2 separate regions of the Homo sapiens genome follow, and region 2 is linked to region 1. The links are chromatin loops, found by intact Hi-C in ENCODE. Cell type or tissue: adrenal gland. All regions are shown on one strand. Each heading gives the region's core, and the rest is flanking DNA. Links, peaks and the distances in the headings are about the cores only. Region 1 overlaps HIBADH (3-hydroxyisobutyrate dehydrogenase). Region 2 has its middle 7.9 kb from the start of EVX1.

Region 1 (11,134 bases), core at 1,328-9,327:
TTCAAAAGAGACTGTTAATCCTAAGTCAAAGCATGAAGTCTTTTTGGCCTCTGATTTCAAATGCTAATAATTACATCCAAAGAGAGAAAACAAGCATCTCTTATTTTATCTTCTTTCAAATAAGTATGCGTCACTTTAAATGAAGTTGGGGACTAAAATCAAGTACTATATTTTTTTTCTAGAGGATCTGTGTTTATCAAAGAAAACACAAGAAGCTAAATCCATTTGAATTGGGTTTTTTTTTTGTAGATTCCTTTTTGTAATAGAATCTCATTTTTTTAAAATGAGAATGGAAAAATGATATTCTGTATGGTGGTCTTTAAGTGCTGAAGGATCCACAGAGTCTTCTGAACTTTGAAAGAAACTAAGTTTGGCCACTCCTGAGCAAAAGTAATCTAGAAAAAGCGATAAGTATATAAGGTGATGGATATGTTAATTAGCTTGATTTAATCATTGCACAATGTATACATTTATCGAAATATGTTGTATATCATAAATCTATAAAATTTTTATCAATTAAACCTTAATAAATTTGGAGGAGAAAAGGAAATCTACCTTCCATCCTTCCGTAAAAGGAATTGAATAATTCTAAAGGAAGGGAATTTCAAATTTTAGGAAGATAAGCAATTATAGTTGATGGCAGTACCTGTTGTAGATAAAACTGAAGCAGAATAATTAAACACCTGCTTCTTTATCTCTACCCTCTTCATGTCCTAGCTTCCTTCCCTACTGGTTTATATTCCACCGTACATGATTACACATCCTCAGCTTCCTCGTTCTTCCTTCCTCTATTGAATTTGACCCCACCCCTGGTCAAATCCAACTGTTCATTTGCTCTGCATTGGCCCTTGAGTAGCTGAACATGGTTGGAGTAAATGGATGACCATGTTGGTCTGGCTTGAATTTTAAATTAATGATCACTAATCCCAAGTTGGCCCTTAGGGCTGCTTGACAGTTCCCCTTCATTTCCTTAGTCCATTCATTCTTTTCCATCACCTAAACAATTATTTCACACCTTCTCTTGTCTCTATGCCTCTGGTATCCTCACGCAGTGTCAGCTGATGACCTTTCCTTTTTACTTTCACTGAGAATAGACACAGTCGTGAAAGAACTTCCACATGATCGCCTACCCCTTAACCTGCATGCATTTGTATGCATGTACTCTGCCTATCCTCCTGTTAGAATTGGCCAAGCAGCAGTGGTCTCTGAAGTCAGCCTTTCTACTTCTGCTTTGATCTCCACCTCTCTTACCTTCTTCCCCATTAAATCAATTTCTAGGAGTTGTTCCTTAATAGGTAGTTGAGATTGAGAACCACTCTGCTAGAATGTAAACTCCACAGACCAAAGATTTGTTCTCTTGCTCATTGCTGTATTCTCAATGCCTGTAACAATACATAATCCAATAGTAGGCACTCAGTCTTGTGTTTAATGGATAGATGAGTGAATGGATAAATGAACAAATGAATCTTTCTGGTAAAAAAGATATAAATTGCAGTACAAGCTCTGAAGAGCTTAATAAATAATCTTTCCTTGTGTTTTATGATCAAATTGGAGCTAAACTGTTCATCTTACAATGTTCATTTAAAGAGTTTTCTGCTGATTTACTGTAACTATCCTCACCTGAAAACTTTTCCTAGCATTTTTATGCACACAGTCCTAGTTATCTGGATTTTTGTTGTTGTTGTTGTTATTGGGAACTGAGATTTTTCTGATTTCTAAGTGGTTAAGCTTTGCTTTTCAAATGAATTTCTCTGGTGGCAGTTTCACAAGTGAATAGATCTGTACAAATCCAGAACTGTTCATTTTACTCATTACTGCTACTTGGAAGACCTGAGTTCAACTGCCTGCTCCATCACTTTTTCTCACTGAAGTGAATCTGGGCATGATTCTTGTATTGAGAAATGCCTAGTATAGTCTCAATATAATTGATTGCATTTCTTTCATTAAAATCAGGGGAAACATGTTTGTTTCCTTGACACCTGTGTTTCATGAAAAATCGTAGAAAACAGCCACATGTATTTTAATTTAGTTCTATATCTCTTTTCCCTTAATCCTAATTTGTAGAAGTGTGGCTGTTCAAACAGACTCTCATGTATTTTGAAATACATGCAGTGCGGTTTTTGTATGGGAGCAAGTACTATGGATTTTCTTGGGCTATAACTTAGTAGCATGGCAGTAGGTTATAGAACCAGTCCATGAATCCTGCAGTTCTTACTAATGTGAGTCAAATGGTATTATGGTAAAGATACCTCGCTGCTTTTTTGGTGGCTGTGTTTTTATTTGTAGGACAACCCTAAAATAGAACTCAGCTAGGTCATTTCTAAACGTAATGTTGTGGTGGATACCCCAGAACAAACACCATTAATGTGGTTAGTCATTTACTTGGAAAGCTATTGCCAGGGCAAACTCAGAGCCACTAGAGACAGAAAGCACATAAGTAAACCTGCTTGTTAAAGTGGAGATACAGAGTAACTCAGCAATGTAATAATACGAAGTAATGGTTAAGTATTCAGTTTATAGAAATTTGACTCAGATGTTTCAATAAAATATCTGTTTTTGTAAATCAAAAGATAACTACCTTCATTGGTATTTGGGACCAAAGTTTTTCCTCCTTCACTTTCTGCCCTTTTGGAAGACACAGTAAAAATAGAATTCATGAAACATTTCTAAATAATGGGTGTATAGAGATTCTCTTTATGTGTGGTATCAGTGCTCTGCTATGTAATTATTTGTTATATTTTAAATTTCAATTTATGTGTTCTCTCTTGCCCCCTTCAGCCCCGTGCCACATAATTTTTGTTTTTGGTGGAACCATTCAGCCTTAAATACTTTTAGTATATATCGTCTGAGAATAGGGACATAACTCCAAAACTACTATCACACCCAAGAAATTTGACTTTGATTCAGTGCCATCTAATATATAACCCATATTCAAATTTTCTCAGTTGTCCCCCAAATAACTGGATTTTCTAATTTTCTTTGATCCAGCATCTAATAAAAGTTCATATGTTACATTTAGTTGTTTTGTTTCTTCATCTTTCTTTAATCTAAAACAGTTCCCATGCCCTCCCTTTAAAAATAAAAATAATCTATCTTGACATTTCTGGAGTCTAGACCAGTTATTTTATGAAATGTTCCTCATTCTTGATTTGTCTGATTATTTTCTTACTGTTAATTTTAGGTTAAATCTTTCTGGTTACCATATAGAGTCTGATTATTTTTTAAGAAGTGTAGTATTCAGTTATAGAGAATCTTGACTTGTTCTGCCTGCTTGCACCTGCTTTTCTTAGAGTCCTAACCTCTCAACTCAGGTGCAAGGAAGCAGAGTTTGACTACTTTTGTGGGTACTGAAGACCTAGCTTATTGTAACAACAAAAAAAAATGTGGTTTTATTTTTAGTAAAAATCAGTGTCCAATATGCGCTCTAAATATAATCTGGTTATTTTTGAAATTTATGTTAAGAAGTAAGAATTTGGCTGGGCGCGGTGGCTCACATCTGTAATCCTGGCACTTCAGGAGGCCGAGACAGGCGGATTGCCTGAGTTCCGGAGTTTGAGACTAGCCTAGGCAACATGGTGAAACCCTGTCTCTACTAAAATACAAAAAAAATCAGCCAGGTGTGGTGGTGGGCGCCTGTAATCTCAGCTATCAGGAGTCTGAGGCATGAGAATTGCTTGAACCTGGGAGGCGGAGGTTGCAGTGAGCTGAGATCGTGCCACTGCACTCCAGCTTGCGCAACAAAGCGAAACTGTCTCAAAAAAAAAAAAAATCTAAACATTGAACTTTAGAACCAAAATGAAATCTTACTGTAACCCTAATGTACAATACTAAGAAAACAAATATTTTCATTGACATATTGAACTTATAAAATAATGTATCTTCAAAAAAAAGATTCTCTTAGTTTTAACAAATATTCATGCTTAAGTAATGTCTTCAGCTCCACATTTTCAGAACCCTATTAACTCTCACTTAGCAAAATTAGCATACTGAACTCTCTAAACTATTTAATGATTTGATTTATATATGTTCATTCTAATGAACAATGGATGCTAATAACAGTATTCTGTGAGGAGTAAGGTTTTTTTTGAGGTCAGCAGTGTTTAGATTAATCAGGTTGACATTTCTTGCTGGTGGGTCATGAACTGTTGATAATAGCATTAAATGGTGATTCAGTTGTTGCAGAAGGTACAACTCATTATCCAGCTACTATATTAAATCATTACAGAAACAATTGGCACTCCACACCCATGTGTTCTGCAGCAATGGTACATCAGGGAAGTATATTTGTTTCTTTTATTTACATCTCAAATTTTTTTGGAGGCTTACCTACATTCTTAAAGGATGCTACAGCATTGCCACTACTTTAGGGAACGAGGATGATTATCTTGACTGATTTGGGGGGATGAAGGGATATATAATCCTTTTAATAACACACCCAAAGTCTTCTCTTTATATTGCGAGCCTTTCTGAAACCTTGTTTTCATAATGAGTGTACCTGGGTTGCAAGTAATAAAAACAAATATATTTATGGATTTTTAAATTGGGTTTAAATTTAACATAAATTATTATTACAAGGATATGGGTCTTTTAAAAAGATTTGTATTCATTTTAAGAGAGAAATGATGCTTGGCCAGGCACAGTGGCTCATGCCGGTAATCCCAGCACTTTGGGAGGCCGAGGTCGGCAGATCACCTGAGGTCAGGAGTTCAAGACCAGCATGGCCAACATGGAGAAACCCCATCTCCACTAAAAATAAAAAATAAGTCAGGTGTGGTGGCGCATGCCTGTAATCCCAGCTACCTGGGAGGATGAGGTAGGAGAATTGCTTGAACCCGGGAGGCGGAGGTTGTGGTGAGCCGAAATCATGCCACTGCCCTTCAGCCTGGGCAACAAGAGCGAAACTCCATCTCAAAAAAAAAAAAAAGAGAGAAATGATGCTTGGAAAGTTCACAAATGTGCTGTAGAAGTAATTTCTTCCGAAAGGTCATTGTTATAGAAATCTCTTTAAGAAAAATTTAAGAGATGAGCTGGATTTGTTTTTTACAGTTGTTAATCTATTGCCTTTTAAGATAAACCTTAGTAATTTGGTATGCATTGAATCAGAAATTGTTGGTGTCTTTGAATTTTAAAATCAAGTATGTTTTCAGTGTGTCCCGTGTGTATAGGCAGTGAATAGATAGTAGCATGACAATTGTATTAATGTTGATTTCATTTCTTATTGGATAGTAAAGAATTAGTGAAGTCAGTTTCTAATTATTAATAAAATACCCCAAACACCCAGCCCCACGGTTTCACAAATAGGTGCTCGATCATAATTTGTTAATGAATGTGTGACACTTGGGTAGAAGCAGGAGAGCTTTTTGGCATTTTGTATTTGCCAGAATATACTTTAAGGAGCTAAGTATAGGAAAAAGGAATATTTCCCTTTATAATGAAAAGGAATATTAACATCTTCAAAGTAATTGCCTTATTTAGGGTAAATAGGTTCTTCAAATCTATGCTGACTCTTTAAGAGAAACAATATAGCATTGGAAAATTATGGGCCACTAGAGGTCACTGTTTAGTAATCAACTTTTAATGAACCAGAACAGTCAGGAGAGCCAATAAATTACAGTGTGGATTTTTCTAATTATGAATTCATATTTAATCATTCAATGACAAGTTAACTTTGGAAATGGTTTTGTGTACTTTGCATATGTGGTTATGCTAATGCACTATTATATTTCTCTGATGTTGGCCCTCCATCATTAGAATAGAACATTGCCAAAGGCTTTGTTATATAATCTTAATTACTAATTATGAGACATAATTAACCTTGTTACCGCCTCCACATCCACACAGTTTTTGGAAATAAAGTTTTACTCTAAATAACAATTACTTTTAAGTGAACATAGGTGTAATGGTTATGATCAGTTCCTCCTCCTCCCTCATGTCTTGTCTTCCTGCTTCATTCTTGGTTTCCGTTGCTCCCATCCCTTTCTCTGCTGTCTTATTTCTTTCCTTCCCTCCTTTGGATTCCTTTTCCACTTTATTTTGTCAGTGATTGAATGTTTCTTCTCAAGCTTTCCAGCCTTGATTCAATGAGTAGAAGAATGTGACTTTTACTGCATATGTTAAAGTAATCCTAGGGTGGGCAACTTGAGCTGAGCCAACCAGCAGTGCAAAGGAAGATTGTATGCATATAAGCAAGCATGCTGCTGCTGCTGTTGCTGCGAGCAGATGGCTGTCTTCAGGCTGTCCAGCCCAGAATCCATTCAGGAAAAAGCAGATTTCCGTACTTACATGATAAAAACTGTTTTCCTCCTTACAGGCTAGGCTAGTTGCTCAAGAGGAGGCCTCATGATCTTAGGGAAAAAACAACATGTGCACATGTGTTTCCTTTTTTTGAAAACAGCCCTGTGCATTATTTCTTAGAAAGCAGGCACATCACACCATTGCTCGGACTTCCTCTACTTCTTGCTGCTTTTACCATCCCTGCTGCTATGCCACTGCTATACAGTTATATCCACCTCACTGTTCTGAGATTTCAGTCTGCCCAAGATATACTTCTGATAAATTGTTCAGAAACTTTCTCTGGTTCCTGATGCTCACCCAGTCCAGCCCAGTCTTCCTTCTCAGCCTGCCATTCAAGGCTCTCCACACTCTGGATCCAACTTACTTTTCCATTCTTATTTTCTGCTACTTCTTTCCACATGCCTTAAATTCTAACCAAACTGGACTATTCACTAATTCTTAAATATTTACCTTATTTACTCAAGTCCCAATGTAGATGCCACCTCCTGTGATCTCTCCTTAGGTAAAAGTCACCCTCCCTGTGAAGCACCATGACAGGTTAGGGTCTCACCTACATTGTAATTACTGTATACCTATGTTCTCAGCTACACTGTAAGTCCAGAGATTCTTGACAAATAAATCAAGAGTGCTAAAATTTCCAATTAAAAAACCTATTTGGCAGAGTATCTGGCTTTCTAATTTTATTCTGGGAAAAGTAAAATAATTTTATAATGCTAAGGTTTGTAATATTAGGGAAGGTCATGGGATATCCTAGAACTCTCATCTACAAAAGATAAGATAAGCCTTTGTCCAATAAGTTGAGCTCTGTCTGAACACATAAGAATAGTAGTCAGCTTGCCCTTCTCGATTACCTGCTTTATAATATCACTGGGAATACAAACAGTTCTCTATTAAATCTCCTAAATGAGAGGAAAATGTATTTTATAATTTAAAATGGTATGTTCATTTTGTATGTACATAGCTCTATTTTGAAGAAATTGAGTTTTGTTAAAACAGTCTTTTGCTTATAACAGCTCCAGATTGCTTGTGTTTTGGTAAAAATAAGAGATGTGGAAGATACATGGATTTTGAACTTGAACTATATTTTGGGGGCTCTTTTCAAGTATTAGTTCCAGTGGCTGAGTACAGTATGTAAATTTCATTATTATTAGAGGGGGAGGTGTGCATAACCACTTTTTTTCTCTATTAGAGCAGCAATAATAAAGTTTTGCATGTCTGAACCTATCTATGTACTTAGTTATGACAGAAGCTAACTTGCAAGCTTGTTTGTTTACAAATAAAAAAGGTAAAGAGTTACCTGTTTGGAGTTTGGAATGTACTTTCCTTGGAAAAAATATTTTCTAATATATTTAGGTCCCTATTATTTTCAACCTCACATATATTGAGAATATCCCTAAATTATAACACAATTAGCATCATATTTCTGTGGGAAATGATTTCAGAGATTCTTCGTGGGATACCAGCCCCTCCTATCCTATCCTTTGAGGAAAAAAAAAATCACCTGCTATCTCTTCCTCCCCTTTTCTAAGCTGTGGGATCTGAAATTTTCTCTGGGGATTCACCTGCTTTTCCAAAATTCCAACTATCTAATTTCTAAAGAGATTTTCTAACTCTGTATTTCCATCACAGACTTTTCTGATTTCTGGATCTGCATTTTTATTTATTGGACTCCTTCAATCAAGCTCATTTTTGGAGTCAAACTTTTTCATTTCAGTAAAACCAGCTCTAGCTCTTGGTCCTCTATAGTATATTACAATTTCAGTTTTTCTAATCTTTTAGGTTCAAATTCTGAAAGTAGCACTGTCCAATAGAAATGTAATATAAGCCACATGTGTAATTTAAAATTTTTTAGTAGTCACATTAGAAAAGTAATAAGAAACACAGGTGAGGATAATTTCAGGAATACATTTTATTTAACCCAGTATATCAAAAACATAATTTCAACATGTAATCAATATAAAATTTATTCAGATACTTCACATTTTTTCATACTAAGTCTTTGAAATATGTGTGTTTTACACTTAAAGCACATCTGAATGTGAACTAGCTATATTTTAAGTTCTCAGCAGCCACATGTTGCTAGTAGCTACTCTGTGGGACAGGACACAGCCTTAGAGAGTCTGCCGCTACATTTTTCTCTTAGCCAGTGACATATTCTGGTTCTGCACTACCTGTCAAAGTTTGTTAAATACATGCAAGGAAATTTACAGAATTTTTCTCGTTCCTTTTTTCCTATACTTCTTCCACTCCTGTTTTTAGAATAATGCATATATCAGCCACTTTGTTAGAATAAGTCATGGTCTTTGCTCTCAAGAAGCTCATACTCTAGTCTAGTCTAGACGATGTCTAATCAGTGAGATGGGCATGGAAAAAGATACTGTGTTACAGTATGGATCGGTAATTGCCATAACAGAGATATAAAGAAGTTCCATGATAAGACGATGATGTAGTTAGGGTCATCCACATTTACCAGATCTGATTGCTAGGCAGTTGCTTTCCTGAAGAAGTAATCCATGTTTACCATGTATTATGGGGCTGGATGAGGACATTCCAAGAAGAGATAGTATTCAAAGTTGAGAATTAGAAAAGGGCATGGCATGTTTGAAGATTAAATGAGAGTCAGTGTATCTGGAGTTTTGTTTGTTCTAAATTCAGCTACTTACAATTTTCTGCACAAATTCCCTACTTTTTTCGCCTTTATGCGTTTGCTTTTGCAGATCACTTTACACAGAATTTCTTTCTCTGTCCCTAGTCGTTTCTTACCAGTATATATAATCTTAATCATCTTTCATGGCCCATATTGATCTGATCTTTTTAGTGAAGCTTCTTTTACTCTTCTGTTGTAGTTTTATGCCCCAAATGAATGTGATATTTCTCTTCTTGGAATTTTGAACATTTTAACTTTTGTATGACAATATTTTGTGTATTAAAGTTAATTTTATAATGCAGTAATAGTCTGGCTCACCAAATCAAATTCTTAATTTGAGCAAGAATTGCATATTAATTATTTTTGTATACCCTGAAGAGCTGAGAGTGGGTTCCTTGTATACAGAAGATATTCAGTAAATACTTGATTCGTGGATAATAAATATTTTTATGAGATATTTAAAACAAAAGCACAAAATTGAAGTGATCTAGAGATTTCAAGTACCTAATGTTTCTTGTAGATTACTTTCATGGAAAGTCTTCATTAACATGATTGACTGCTGTATGTAGTTGGATGAAATTTCTTGATTTCATTTGTAAAAATAGATGTCATAAAAGCAACATTCTGCTGTAATAATGAAGGTGCTAATGGTAAAGATGAAACCTGTTTTATTATGAGAAAACAGTTAAAAGTATCTTGGCATAAAAATACAATGGAAATCACTCTTTACTTTGACATTTAAGGACCTGTTTTGTTTCTTTACATAGCCATCTACTGCTTCTGGCAATATGGTAGACTAGGTATATTAAAATACCCTGCTGCTATAAAATACCGGTGGCTGGATAAATTACAATAAATGTACTTTTAAATGCACTTTACATTTCTCATTAGAGAATGGAGATCTTCAGTGACCAAATAATCGAGTAGTAATCTGAAATAAGAATAATAAATAAAGCCAGAAGCTCTGGCTGACCTGGAAGCAAATGCTGATTCCAGAAAACAGGGGCTCTGGACGTTAACATTTGTGAGTAAAACAATCATGGGGTAATGGAAACCTAGGCCCTATGCTCACACAAAGTGAGAAAGCCAACCCTTAGGCCCCAACAAAGCCAAATGCCCAAAGAGGCCATAACTTCTGGGAGAAAGGGTGTTCTATGGATCGTAAGCCTGCTAGTTAAAGAATCTAACTAGGAAATCTGTCTGTCTATGCTGGTTACAGGTTGAGAAATAAAGTATATTAGTTTCTCCTGAATCTTTACAATAGTAGCTCTGAATTTATGGGCATAGAGTTCAAATTTAAATTACTCATCCAATTGGGAAGATACTCAACCAATAATTAAATTTAAGACCTTAATTTGGTAGGGCTAGAACTTGTCATCCATAGAAGAATAAAAATTCTTTCTGGAGAAAATCATCCTTAATCCAGGAATCTTAGAACTCATAAATATCAAGTACAATAAATGTAAGCTCACAGTTAAAAAAAAATTACCAGACACAAAGGGAGACAGGTCACCAGACAAGCCAACAGAAACAAAAATATTCAATCTCTACGAACTGTAGATACTGATGTTTCCAAAACAGAGTATGAAATGACTATACATAAAACATTTAAAGAAATAAAAGATAGCCTGGAGCAGTGGCTCATGCCTGTAGTCCCAGCACTTTGGGTGGCTGAGGCAAGTGGATCACCTGAGGTCAGGAGTTTGAGACCAGCCTGACCAACATGGAGAAATCCTGTCTCTACTAAAAATACAAGAAAATTAGCCGGGCATGGTGGCACATGCCTGTAATCCCAGCTACTCGGGAGTCTGAGGCAGGAGAATCACTTGAACCTGGGAGGCAGAGGTTGCAGTAGACCAAGATCACACCATTGCACTCCAGCTTGGGCAACGAGAGCAAAACTCCGTCTCAAAAAAAAATAAAAATAAAAGATAGATTGAAAATGAATAAGGATCCAGAAAATGTCAGAAATGACCGAATTTAGAAAAATCATTGAAATTTAAAAATTAATAGATAAATGGTATATGGGAGCAGAAGAGAGAGAATTAGTAAATGAGATATCTAAAGAAATAACCCAAAGGTACTACAGAAAGAGTTGGAAATGGAAAATATGAAAGAAAAGTTGAGACATGAATAGAAAGCTAGAAAGAAAAAGTTATGCATGCATCTAATTGGAGTTCTAGATAGAATGGG
Region 2 (11,134 bases), core at 1,798-9,797, 340 kb after region 1:
TTCTTCTGGGTGAGATGAAAGCCGAGTAGGAGTGAGAGATCAAGGAGTGCCACTTAGTCTGCTTCCTGGGTCGGGCCCTACGGAGCAGGGCTTACATCCCGCGGAGAGGGCTGGATGGAGCTGAGGACCGGCTTTTCAGAGGGAGGTTGCCTCCCTTGGGCTCCAGATCTGAAGCTTCAGGGACACATCCCCTCAGCCCAAAGCCTTCCCCAGCCCTCTCCCGACTTCTGCCCCGCTCTTTCAAAGCTGACTGGCCAGTCTTAGGAGCCTAGGGAACCACACCCACCCCCGCCCCTTTCCACCGGCGCATTAGGGGGAAAACGTTTTAACCAAATGTCACTTCTTCCAAAAGCATCCTTTCATCAACCTCACATTAAGAGCGGTTGGGTTTTTAAAGGAAAGAAGACAAAAAAAGAGAGGACTGGATAAGAACACTGTTTTGGTTTTTTGGGCGGTGAATGTGGGGGGAGTATTTAATAACATCGTTATCACTGTGTCGTGAAGGTTATTCGCGGCACGGCTCGAGAAGGAAGGTAAATTCCGAGAGCAAGTGAAGCCCTGCACAACCCCATTAAGCCTGGGCAATCCCATGACAGCGGAGAGGGGGTGATAGCAGCTGAGGTGGAGGCCGCTCCAGGCCCGGCGGCTTCTCATTTCTCGCGGCGGGGGACACCCATCCCCCACCTGCCACACGGCAGGCCCCCCGTCCCTTCCCCCGCTGGGGCGACGGGCTCCGGTCCAGCCGGCTCCTCTCGGATTGAAATTCTCCGGACTTCAAAAGCTCCCAGCTTGGCTTCCGCCGGGGCTGGGCTGGCCTGGCCCGGGCCGGAGGGGGGTGGGTGGGAACCCCGGGGAGGCGACGGAGATAAGATGCGCGGGTCGTTTTAAATGGAATCGGAAGCCGGGCATAGGCCCCCAGACGCGCGGGTCAGCTGGAACAGCTTCGCTCCTGAAGAAAACCGGGCTCGGAAAAGCGGCGCGTGTGGGGCCTGCCTCCGCAGTCTGCCCGCCCGGCTCGGGGGAGATGGCCCGCGGCCCCGATCACCCTCCCCAGCCTGCAGCGGGCCTTTCAACGGCGACAGGGCCCCGAGAAGGGAGAGAGCGAGGAGTCCTGAGCCGGGGGCCAGGAGCTGGCTTGTCGGCTCAGGTGTCGGTGAAAATGTGATCAGGAAAAAAATGTTTTCGCTTCTCTTTGGTTAAAAAGTAAGAACAAAGGGAGCTTCCTTCTAAACAATAAGCGTGGTCTGGCTGTCGTGAATATTAGTCTTGGGCCCTCCGTCATCTTCCAGGCCGTGGTGGGGGCGCCAGACTGCTGGGTCCTCGCGGTGGGGACAGCCGGAGGTGGGTGGTTCTGGGACCCGCTTCCCCCTTCTGCCTTGGCAGCTGCTGATGCCCTTTTGGGAACCTAGTGCCACTGCTGGGTGCACCCCTGGGGAATAAGGTCGAGTGGATCTCACACTTGCAGGTAGATGAGGGTTGACCACTCCTGTCACCTCCTTGCACTGCAGTGGAATCTGCTGAGAAAGTCGGTGGCAGCTGTGTAACTGTGGCAGGCACCGTGGAACACTTTCTCCTTCAGACAGGGGGAAACTGCGGCTTCTGGAACTCTGATTTTGAAGAGTGCCCCCTCCTCTCCACCCTCCTGGAATGGAGGGCCAGGTCCTGGGAGGCAGCTGACCCTGCTGCACTCCTGCCTGTACACCTGTCTGCCTGGGCTCCTTAAGGCCAGCCTGGTAGCTTCCTGGCCCTGTGCTAAGGATGTCTGGTCCACATCCCCATTCCCACCACTGGCCCATCCTAGGGCTGGAGGACCCAGGGTGAGACTGGCAGCTGAAGACCTCCCCAAGCTCAAGGTTTGCTGCCACCTCAGCCACTGACTGGAAGGGCCCAGTGCAGTTTGTGTCCAAGAGCAATTCTCCAACACCCAAGCACCCAAAGGCTCAGACATCTCCCTCCTCAACCCTAGCAGAGATGCTATGGATTCTTCTTCTTCATTATTGTCCTGAAGTTTGCTTTTATTACAAAGAACATCAACACCCATTTCTCATTTAATCTAACAATCTCATTTAATTTAACAGTCCTTTAAAAGGCCTCAAGAGTCCACAGTGCATTTTTTCCTACAGTTGTAGAATGACTAGTGGTCTTGACTCAGATAGCTAGGTCAGGGCTGAGTGTCAAACCAAGCTCAGTCTCCCTTCCAAGGCCATGTCCCTCCCTGGCCTTCAGGGATGCCTCAACCCCCAGCAATGCTTTAACTCTCCATAAGGCAACCCTCCACAAAGCCTCAGCCTTTACTGGGGTTTAGGCAGGTCTGTGGGCCTCTCAGAGAGTGTCCCTCCTGCCCTTAGAAGCACCTGCATGGCTGGAAGGCTCAGGGCCCACACAGCTGGATGGACTAGTCCTCACCCTGCCACCCCCATCCCTCACCCACACCACACATACTTTTCCAGGAGGGCAAAGAGAAATCCCTCTTAGAAGTCTGGAGTTCCCACATGATAAGAGCAGTCACTGCTCTAAGCGTTTCACATGTATTAGCTCTCCAGCCTCACAACAGGCTCTGAGGAAGACAGCATGAATCATCTCTATTTTGTGGCTGAGAAACCCAAAGCACAGACAGAAAGCTGATGTGTAAATGAGCATCAGGATTCAACCCCTCCCTCCAGCTCAAAGGCCACTTTCACAATTTGAGAATTAGGAAGGTGCTAAGCATTGCCTTCTGAGACTTCTCTTCCAAAAATTTATCTTGTGATTTTTTGTGACCAAGGCCTCTTCTCTACCTCATTTCTAGATTAACTCATGGAGGGGGTTGGGAGAGCCACCCTCAGGAATGTAGGGTAGGAGAACTGCTCTGCCGAAGCATGTGGGAAGGGTCTCAGGGCCTGAGGCCAGAATGTCAGAAATATCAGTGCAGCTGCTGATCCTGGAGACCCTAAGAGACAAAGCCCAGTCCCTCTCTGACCATTGCAATCCACTGAGGCCCTGAGAACATTTCTGGAAAGGAGCAGGACTCACCAAGGTCACCCAGGCAGTTTTAACCTCTTAGGTATGGCCCCTTCACATAGCCATCAGCCCTCTTCCCACGAAAATGCAGAGGCAGAGAAGTTGGCCTTCAGTTCCCAGATCCCCCACACCCTTGGAGCCACCATACTCCAGGCACAATTCCCTGAGCCATTTCATAGAGTACCCTTTACCAGGGTATTTTCCCTTACATGGCTGCTACCCCCTTCAAATTGACCTCCAGGATTGATTGGTCCAAGGGGCAAAACCCAAGAGTCTGGCCAGGCCTGGTCACACCTGCAACCTGGCTGGGGACATCCTTTATGTTCTGCATGTGCCTCCATCCAAACCTCTAGGCTCTGGACCTGCATCAGGGAGAGAATCACCCCGCTGGGGTTTCTCCTGTAAAAGACAGGACTCGGCTTGGGCTGACCTTCCTTTGGGATAAAGGAAACCCAGAGTCCAGGGAACTGTCCTGTTATTATCACTGTATTACAACATTGCTTCATTTACATTATTGAGAAGAGATTGGAGTGGGGTCAGGGGAGGATATGTTTTCAGGATCTTTTGTTTGTTTTTAATAGATTTTGTCCAGGCACAAATCCTTTCCAAGCACTGGGCTATCCAAGGGCCAGACAAACCTGACCACCTTGCTCCCCCTACTCCCAGTCCCCTGCCATGGGGCACCATCTCCACCCTCTTCCACCCCTGCACTGTAAGAGGGAACCTGCCCACTGCAGCGCCTGTCAGGGCCACCCAACAAGGGCAATGCAGGACCACAAATCTGGGTGGAGGCATCATTTCGGGCTGTGGAGTAGTAGAGGACAACTCGATGGTCCCAAAATTCTTCCTCCAGGGTGCGGGTGTCTCTCTGTCTCTGTGTGCTCTCTGACCCTGTGTCTCTCTCAGTTCCCAAGCTGAGGAGGCCAAAGCCCCTTCCCCTCTCCTGGGCCCGGAAGACGGAAGACTCGGTGGCGCCTAATAAGGAGTAGAGGAGTCGGTTTACCAGGTGTGGGATGAGAGAACTGCCCCGACGCCCCCTTTCCCCACCCCAGGCAAGGAAGTCCAGCTGGTTGGGCTGGCTTAGCCTCTCCCTCCCGTGAAATGGAAAACTCTCTCTATGCGGAGTTCTGGGGACTGACTTGCCTAGAGACCCCTCCTGGCCCAGACTAGTCCCCACTCCCCTCCTACTGAGCTTCTGAGCGTCCGACGAGGCACAGTCCCTCCCGTCGTGCAGCGGGAAAACGGACTCCCCGAGAGGTTGAGGAATTTGCTCAGAGTTACACAGTGGGGAAGAGGCCAAGCCAGGATTTTAACGCAAGTTGTCCAGACTCCAAGGGCCAGATTCTCCTCTGACATTAACGCCGTGCCCCAGGACCATGGACTGCTTTCCCTAACACCCAGACAGAAAACTGCGATGCCTTGGGTATGATTGAAAGACCCAGATAGGGATCCCCCTTCCCAAGTGGGTTGGGCGGATGCGGCCGCTGTCCCCGCGGGCGGTGAGCGACGCGCGGGAGCCAGGTGAGGTTGGTATCCGGGGAGCAAGGCACGAAGGCCGGGTGGCTCACCGGGAGGGGCCTCAGGGCGCCGCGACGTGGAGGGACTGCGCGATCCCAGCCCAGAAGCCTGGCGGTGAGTCTGTGCGGGTGAGTTTCAGAGGGTGGGGGAGCGGCTATCAGGGGCGTGTTGCAGCGGGAGGAGGGTAGGACGGATGCCAGCCCAGAAGCCAGGGAGCCGCTGGCTCAGGACTGAAGCACGCGCCACAGGTTGGGCTCCGGCCGGGAGTATCAGTCCCTCCCCTTGCCCCAGGTGCTGCCTGGAGCCCCTTGAGGGTCCCTTTCCATCCTGGGAGCTGGTCGGCCGCCTTGTCCTTTCTCCGCGGCCCCTTTCTGCGCCCTCCGCCCCTCGCCGCCTCGGTGACAAAGCGCAGCTCCCGAACTGCTGTCTTGGTGCGCCCCCCACTGCCGATCGCCAGAGGCGGAAGTCGCGGCGAGTCCCAGCATCCTTGCTGGCTCGGATCCCGCGGCTCTGCCCGGAGCAGCGGCCCCAATCCCCCATCCCCAGAGGGCAGCCTGTTCCACCAGGCCCTATGCGCCCGCTCTCTGAGCTGGACCCTAAGCGGGATGGGTGATAGGTCAGAGCCACTTAACCTCGGCTTCTCTAGACAGTGATTAACCGCGGTGGGGCGGGAAGTATCAAGCAGTTCTCCTGCGAGCTCCTTCCTCCCAACCCCACCCCACCCCGCCCTGTCGTTTGAGAGGAAACGCTGAACACTTTCCCCCAAACTCCCCCCGCCACCACATATCAGCCAAGGTCTGGATAAGGAGAGTCTCATGGGTGAGAGTGCCTGGTCAGCCTATATGTTCAATCATGCCACCAACACACTAGTAGGCCCCATTTGTTGTGGCTCAGGAAGTCCAGGCTGTGGGAAGCCCCTGGACTCTCCTATCTCTGTAGCTCCTTGGACTCTTTCTTGGGCCTCACTTACGTCTGAGGACCATTTCTAATAAGACAGCCTTACAGCAACTCTTCTCAGATTCCCTATGACAGTGATTGTGGTCCCCACGTCACCTGGGAACTAACTAGAAATGCAATTCCTGAGGCCCCACTCTGGACCTATTGAATCAGAAATTTTGGGGGTGGGCCCAGCAATGTTTTAACAAGCCCTTCAAGTGATTCTAATGCACACTCAAGTTTAAGAACTGCAGCCCTACGAATTTCATTATTCGACTTGATAAGTTTCTGTGATTCTCCATTCTGCCTGGAATGGCTTTATTTTTTTTTTTATGTTATTTGTTTGAGATGGGGGTCTCACTGTATTGTCCAGGCTGGTCTCGAACTCCTGGGCTCAAGCATTCCTCCCACCTTGGCCTCCCAAGTGCTGTGATTACAGGCATGAGCCCCTGCACCCAGCCTGGAATGGCTTTTTGAAAGTGTATCTTTAAAAAAAAAAAAAATCCCTAGTACAGATTTATGCATCTGTTACCCCCTGCTCCTTCCACCTTATCACCTCCATGTAGATCTTTGTGCACTAACTTATTACCTAATGATGCCATTATCTAACTTAGCTTCTCACTCACCCTCTCATTCATCCACTGCCTAAGGACATGGAAATCCTCACTCTGTGACAGCAGGTTAGAAACTGCTCTGGAACTGCAGGAGCTGGAGGAGGGTGGAAAACTTGCCCTACCTAGAGATTTCTTTCACAAAAGGGGACCAGAGGCCTTGAAATATGATTGGCTTGCTGGCTCTAAAATGGAGAAGGCCAGGCATGGTGGCTCACGGCGGTAATCCCAGCACTTTGGGAGGCCGAGGCGGGCAGATCACCTGAGCTCAGGCATTCAAGACCAGCCTGGCCAACATGGTGAAACCCTGTCTCTATTAAAAATGCAAAAATTAGGCAGGCATGGTAGTGGGCACCTGTAATCCCAGCTACTCGGGAGGCTGAGGCGGGGAGAATTGCTTCAATCAGGGAGGTGGAGGTTGCAGCCAAGATCATGCCACTGCACTCCAGCCTGGGTGACAGAGCTAGAGTCTGTCTCAAAAAGAAAGCAAATGGTTTTAGTAGGAGCCAAAAGGGCCTCAGCCATGTAGCTGTAGATATAGATGCTTTTTCATTCAGTCATATTTTTCTAGTATCAGGCTTACTCTGGGATGCTATTTGATAAGTTAAAGTTACAGCAAATGTTGTAAATTAGGCAGTATGGGGCCAAGGTGCCACCAAGAATACCCGAGAGTAATACCCTATATCCAAGAATAAAGATACCTACAAATATCTTCTGTGTACTGGATAGCACACATGTATTATGGCACTTAATTCTTACAACTCCAGCAGGTAAGAGACTACATAATTATCATCCCCATTCTATGGATGGAGAAGCTAAGTCAAAGAAGGGTTAAATGCTTGCTCAGGATCACATAGCCTATTAGTGGCAGAGATGAAATTTGAATCCTAGCAGTGTCATGCCAGGAGCCAGGCTCCTACTCATTAGGCTCAGTCCCTGCCTGTGACTACCGTGTGATCTCAAAAGATAGATTTCATTTCCAAAGGTGACCAAACTAGTTGAAGCCCTGGAAGAACACTGGAACTTCTTCTAGGAGAACTACTATCAGTATTAATAATAATTAACAGTTAGATGGTCTCTTCCAAGTAACATTTTCACACTCACTGACCCATTTGATACAATAGTCTTATCAAATGGAAAGAGCAGCTATTATTATAATCCCCACTTTACAGATGAGGAAGCTGAGACCCAGAGAGATTAGGATCACTCAGCTAATACATGGCAAATCAGGGAACACCGTTACTCCTTTTGACTACGTTGTCTCTGTTTCTTATTTTTCTTTCATTTCCACTTCAGACACATATTCACAGATCATCATATTAATCCTTAACTTCCATCTATTACTTTAGGCTGCTCAGGTGGACTTCTGTGTCCAGCAGTTTTCTTGTTTGTTTGTTTTGTTTTGTTTTGTTTGAGACAGAGTCTCGCTCTGTCACCAGGCTGGAGTGCAATGGCATGATTTTGGCTCACTGCAACCTCCACCTCCCATCTTTAAGCAATTCTCCTGCCTCAGCCTCCCAAGTAGCTGGGACTACAGGTGTGCACCACCACCCCTGGCTAATTTTTGTATTTTTATTTTTTATTATTTATTTATTTATTTTTTGAGACAGAGTTTTGTTCTTGTTGCCCAGGCTGGAGTGCAATGGCACGATCTCAGCTCATTGCAACCTCCGCCTCCCGGCTTCAAGAGATTCTCCTGCCTCAGCCTCCCAAGTAGCTAGGATTACAGGCATGCGCCACTACACCCGGCTAATTTTTTGTATTTTTTTTAGTAGACACGGGGTTTCTCCATGTTGGTCAGGCTGGTCTTGAACTCCTGACCTCAGGTGATCCACGTGCCTCGGCCTCCCAAAGTGCTGGGATTACAAGCGTGAGCCACCGCACCTGGCCTATTAATTTGTGTATTTTAGTAGAGATGGGGTTTCACCATGTTGGCCAGGCTGGTCTTGAACTCCTGACCTTGTGATCTGCCTGCCTCATCCTACCCAAGTGCTGGGATTACAGGCGTGAGTCACCATGCCCGGCCATGTCCAGCATTTTATTAGCTCCTCTCCAGGTTCCTAATAAAGTTGGAGGGGCCAGAATTGTTCTTTTCAGTTTCCAGTTGAGGAAGCCAAGATTCAGAGAGTTCAGAGGACTTGGCCAAGTTCACAGAGCCATGACAAGAATCAGTCTCAGACTCTTCATGGAGCAAGAGTATGAATTTTGTAAAGAATTCTACAGAATGAATAAATTATTCTTAGTCCCTGCCTCATCCTTGAGGCCTGGAAATACTGATAGATGCACAAACAAAAGGCAGATGGTTGTGAAATGCTACCAACACTTTTAATTACACATGGCGTAACGTTTTTGTTTTTGTTTTTGTTTTGAGATGGTGTCTTGCTCTGTCACCCAGGCTGGAGTGCAATGGCATAATCTTGGCTCACTGCAATCTCCGCCTCCTGGGTTCAAGTGATTCTCCTGCCTCAGCCTCCCGAGTAGCTGGGACTACAGGCACGCACCACCGCACCTGGCTAATTTTTTTTTTTTTTTGAGACAGAGTCTTGCTCTGTCACCCAGGCTGGAGTGCAGTGGCACAATCTCGGCTCACTGCAAACTCCGCCTCCCGGGTTCAAGCAATTCCCTGCCTCAGCCTCCCCAGTAGCTGGGATTACAGGCGCCTGCCACCATGCCTGGCTAATTTTTGTATTTATTTTATTTTTTTTTTTAGAGACAGAGTTTCACTCTTATTGCCCAGGCTGGAGTGCAATGGTGCAATCTCAGCTCACCGCAACCTCCGCCTCCCAGGTTCAAGTGATTTTCCTGCCTCAGCCTCCCAAGTAGCTGGGATTACAGGGATGCACCACCATGACCAGCTAATTTTTTTTTTTTTTGTATTTTTAGTAGAGATGGGGTTTCTCCATGTTGATCAGGCTGGTCTCGAACTCCTGACCTCAGGTGATCCACCTGCCTTGGTCTCCCAAAGTGCTGGGATTACAGGTGTGAGCCATTGTGCCCAGCACTAATTTTTGTATTTTTAGTAGAGATGGGGTTTCACCATCTTGGCCAGGCTGGTCTTGAACTCCTGACCTCGTGATCCACCCCCCTCGGCCTCCCAAATTGCTGGGATTACAGGCGTGAGCCACCGCGCCTGGCCTAAATTTTTGTATTTTTGGTAGAGACAGGGTTTCACCATGTTGACCAGGCTGGTCTTGAACTCCTGACCTCAGGTGATCCACCCGCCTCAGCCTTTCAAAGTGCTAGGACTACAGGTGTGAGCCACCATGCCTGACCAATGTATTGTTAATGTATATTTTTATTATAATGGACTTAAAGTTGTTTCATAACTTCCATTATTGGCAATATAGTAACTTCGTTTTCCTAATTATTCTGGAGTTTACCTTACTATTCTTAGAAATAATTCAGGCCGGGTGCAGTGGCTCACGCCTGTAATGCCAGCACTTTGGGAAGCCAAGGCAGGTGGATCACCTGAGGTCAGGGGTTCGAGACCAGACTGGCCAACATGGTGAAACCTCATCTCTACCACAAATACAAAAAATTAGCGAGGTGTGGTGGTTGGTGCCTGTAATCCCAGCTACTCGGGAGGCTGAGGCAGGAGAATTGTTTGAATCCAGGAGGCGGAAGTTATAGTGAGCCGAGATTGTGCCACTGCACTCTAGCCTGGGCAACAAGAGCAAAACTTGAAAGAAAAGAAAGGAAGGAAGAAAGGGAGGGAGGGAGGGAGGAAGGAAGGAAGGAAGGAAGGAAGGAAGGAAGGAAGGAAGGAAGGAAGGAAGGAAGGAATCAAAGATGAAAGATAGGTCCTTGTTTCAAAAATAGGCATGAGGCTGGACACAGTGACTCACGCCTATAATCCCGGCATTTTTGGAAGACCAAAGCAGGAGGATTGCTTGAGGACAGGAGTTCAAAACCAGCATGGACAAAATAGCAAGATCCTGTTTCTACAAAACATTAAAAACAATTAGCCAGGCATGGTGGTGCACACCTATAGTCCTAGCTACTCAAGAGGTTGAGGTGGGAAGATCTCTTGAACCCAGATCCAGGATTTAACTCTGTCCTGGTCTTGAGCCCTGAGGAAAGGGTGGTATCACTTTTACAAGTGGCAACAGTCAGGTGATGATTTTCTCTTAGATATGGACCTTTAACAACTGAAAAGCCAGATTCACTCCAAAAATTGGCCAATTTTCCTTTTATTAGAACTGTCCTTCCCTCATAACCCTCACCTTTTCCCAGTACAGGCAATGGAAAAAGAAAAATCCCATGTGCTCTGGCTCTAAGTCTTATAACAACCCTCAGAGGGAGGTATGGGTCTCCCCACTTTACAAATGAGGAAACTGAAGCCTAAAGAACTTAAACAACTTGCCTGAGCTCACACAGATAGTAAGTGGGAGAGTCAAGGAAAAACCCATGCTTGTAAACACCAAATCTTACTTCCAATAGCCATGAATCCACTTTCTCTATGAATATATATTGTGAGATCTTCTGACCCAGCAGGAGAGGAGCAGCAAAAAGCTGGTGTGTGGTGGAATGAGGCCTGGATTTTGAGTCCAGCAGGAAGACAGACAGATCCCAGGGAAATTTGGGAAGATGGAAACTGGTCTGTAACAGCTAGGAGAACAGAATCAACGGTGGAGCAGTGCTCTCAAACTTGCCCAGCCAAGATTTCTGGTACTTCAGAGGTAGTTGATGACATGTCAAGAACCTGGACTTGGAAGCCAGACAGTCCTGAGCTTGAACCTCAGCTCTGGAGCTTACTCACCAGTGACCTTGGGCAGACCAAAGCTGCAGGATGTCAGATCTAAAATAATACAAGGCCTACCTTTCAGAGCCGTTCTAATGGAAAGGGCCTTGCACAGTGTCTGGCCTACAATGGGTACTCCGCAAATGCAAGTTACTGCTTCTCTCTCACCTTGACGGTCCCCCTACTTCACTCTCTACTATGTCTGTGATTCTTTTTCTCAACATTCCACTCTTCTGAGTGAAAAGCAGCTGTGGATGAGAAGTGAGGGTGAATGGTGCTCAGGGAATCACATCACATGTTTGCCCCCCTCTCCCTATGTGGTGGTTAA

What was found. Hi-C counts contacts between places; a loop is a spot of excess contacts. Peaks named below come from ENCODE experiments on the same cell type or tissue, not always from the same donor. Only the 100,000 strongest peaks of a DNase experiment are listed, where the experiment ranks them.
Region 2: a loop joins it to region 1, with 2.8 times the contacts of the local background. A loop is called at or near these places in 24 of 110 quality-filtered maps.

Annotation. Positions count from the first base shown.
Region 1 is chr7:27,570,957-27,582,090 of GRCh38, reverse strand. The region is part of intron 4 of HIBADH (3-hydroxyisobutyrate dehydrogenase); the gene reads left to right. Among named protein-coding and RNA genes, the nearest start is that of TSL, 39 kb to the left of the region's middle. In adrenal gland, for the core only: CTCF peaks have their summits at 5,337 and 5,538 (motif pointing right); no DNase peak of the experiment used is centred there.
Region 2 is chr7:27,229,346-27,240,479 of GRCh38, reverse strand. No RefSeq gene overlaps it. Among named protein-coding and RNA genes, the nearest start is that of EVX1, 7.9 kb to the left of the region's middle. In adrenal gland, for the core only: CTCF peaks have their summits at 4,731 and 4,930 (motif pointing left); no DNase peak of the experiment used is centred there; H3K4me3 peaks cover 950 bases; H3K27me3 peaks cover 829 bases.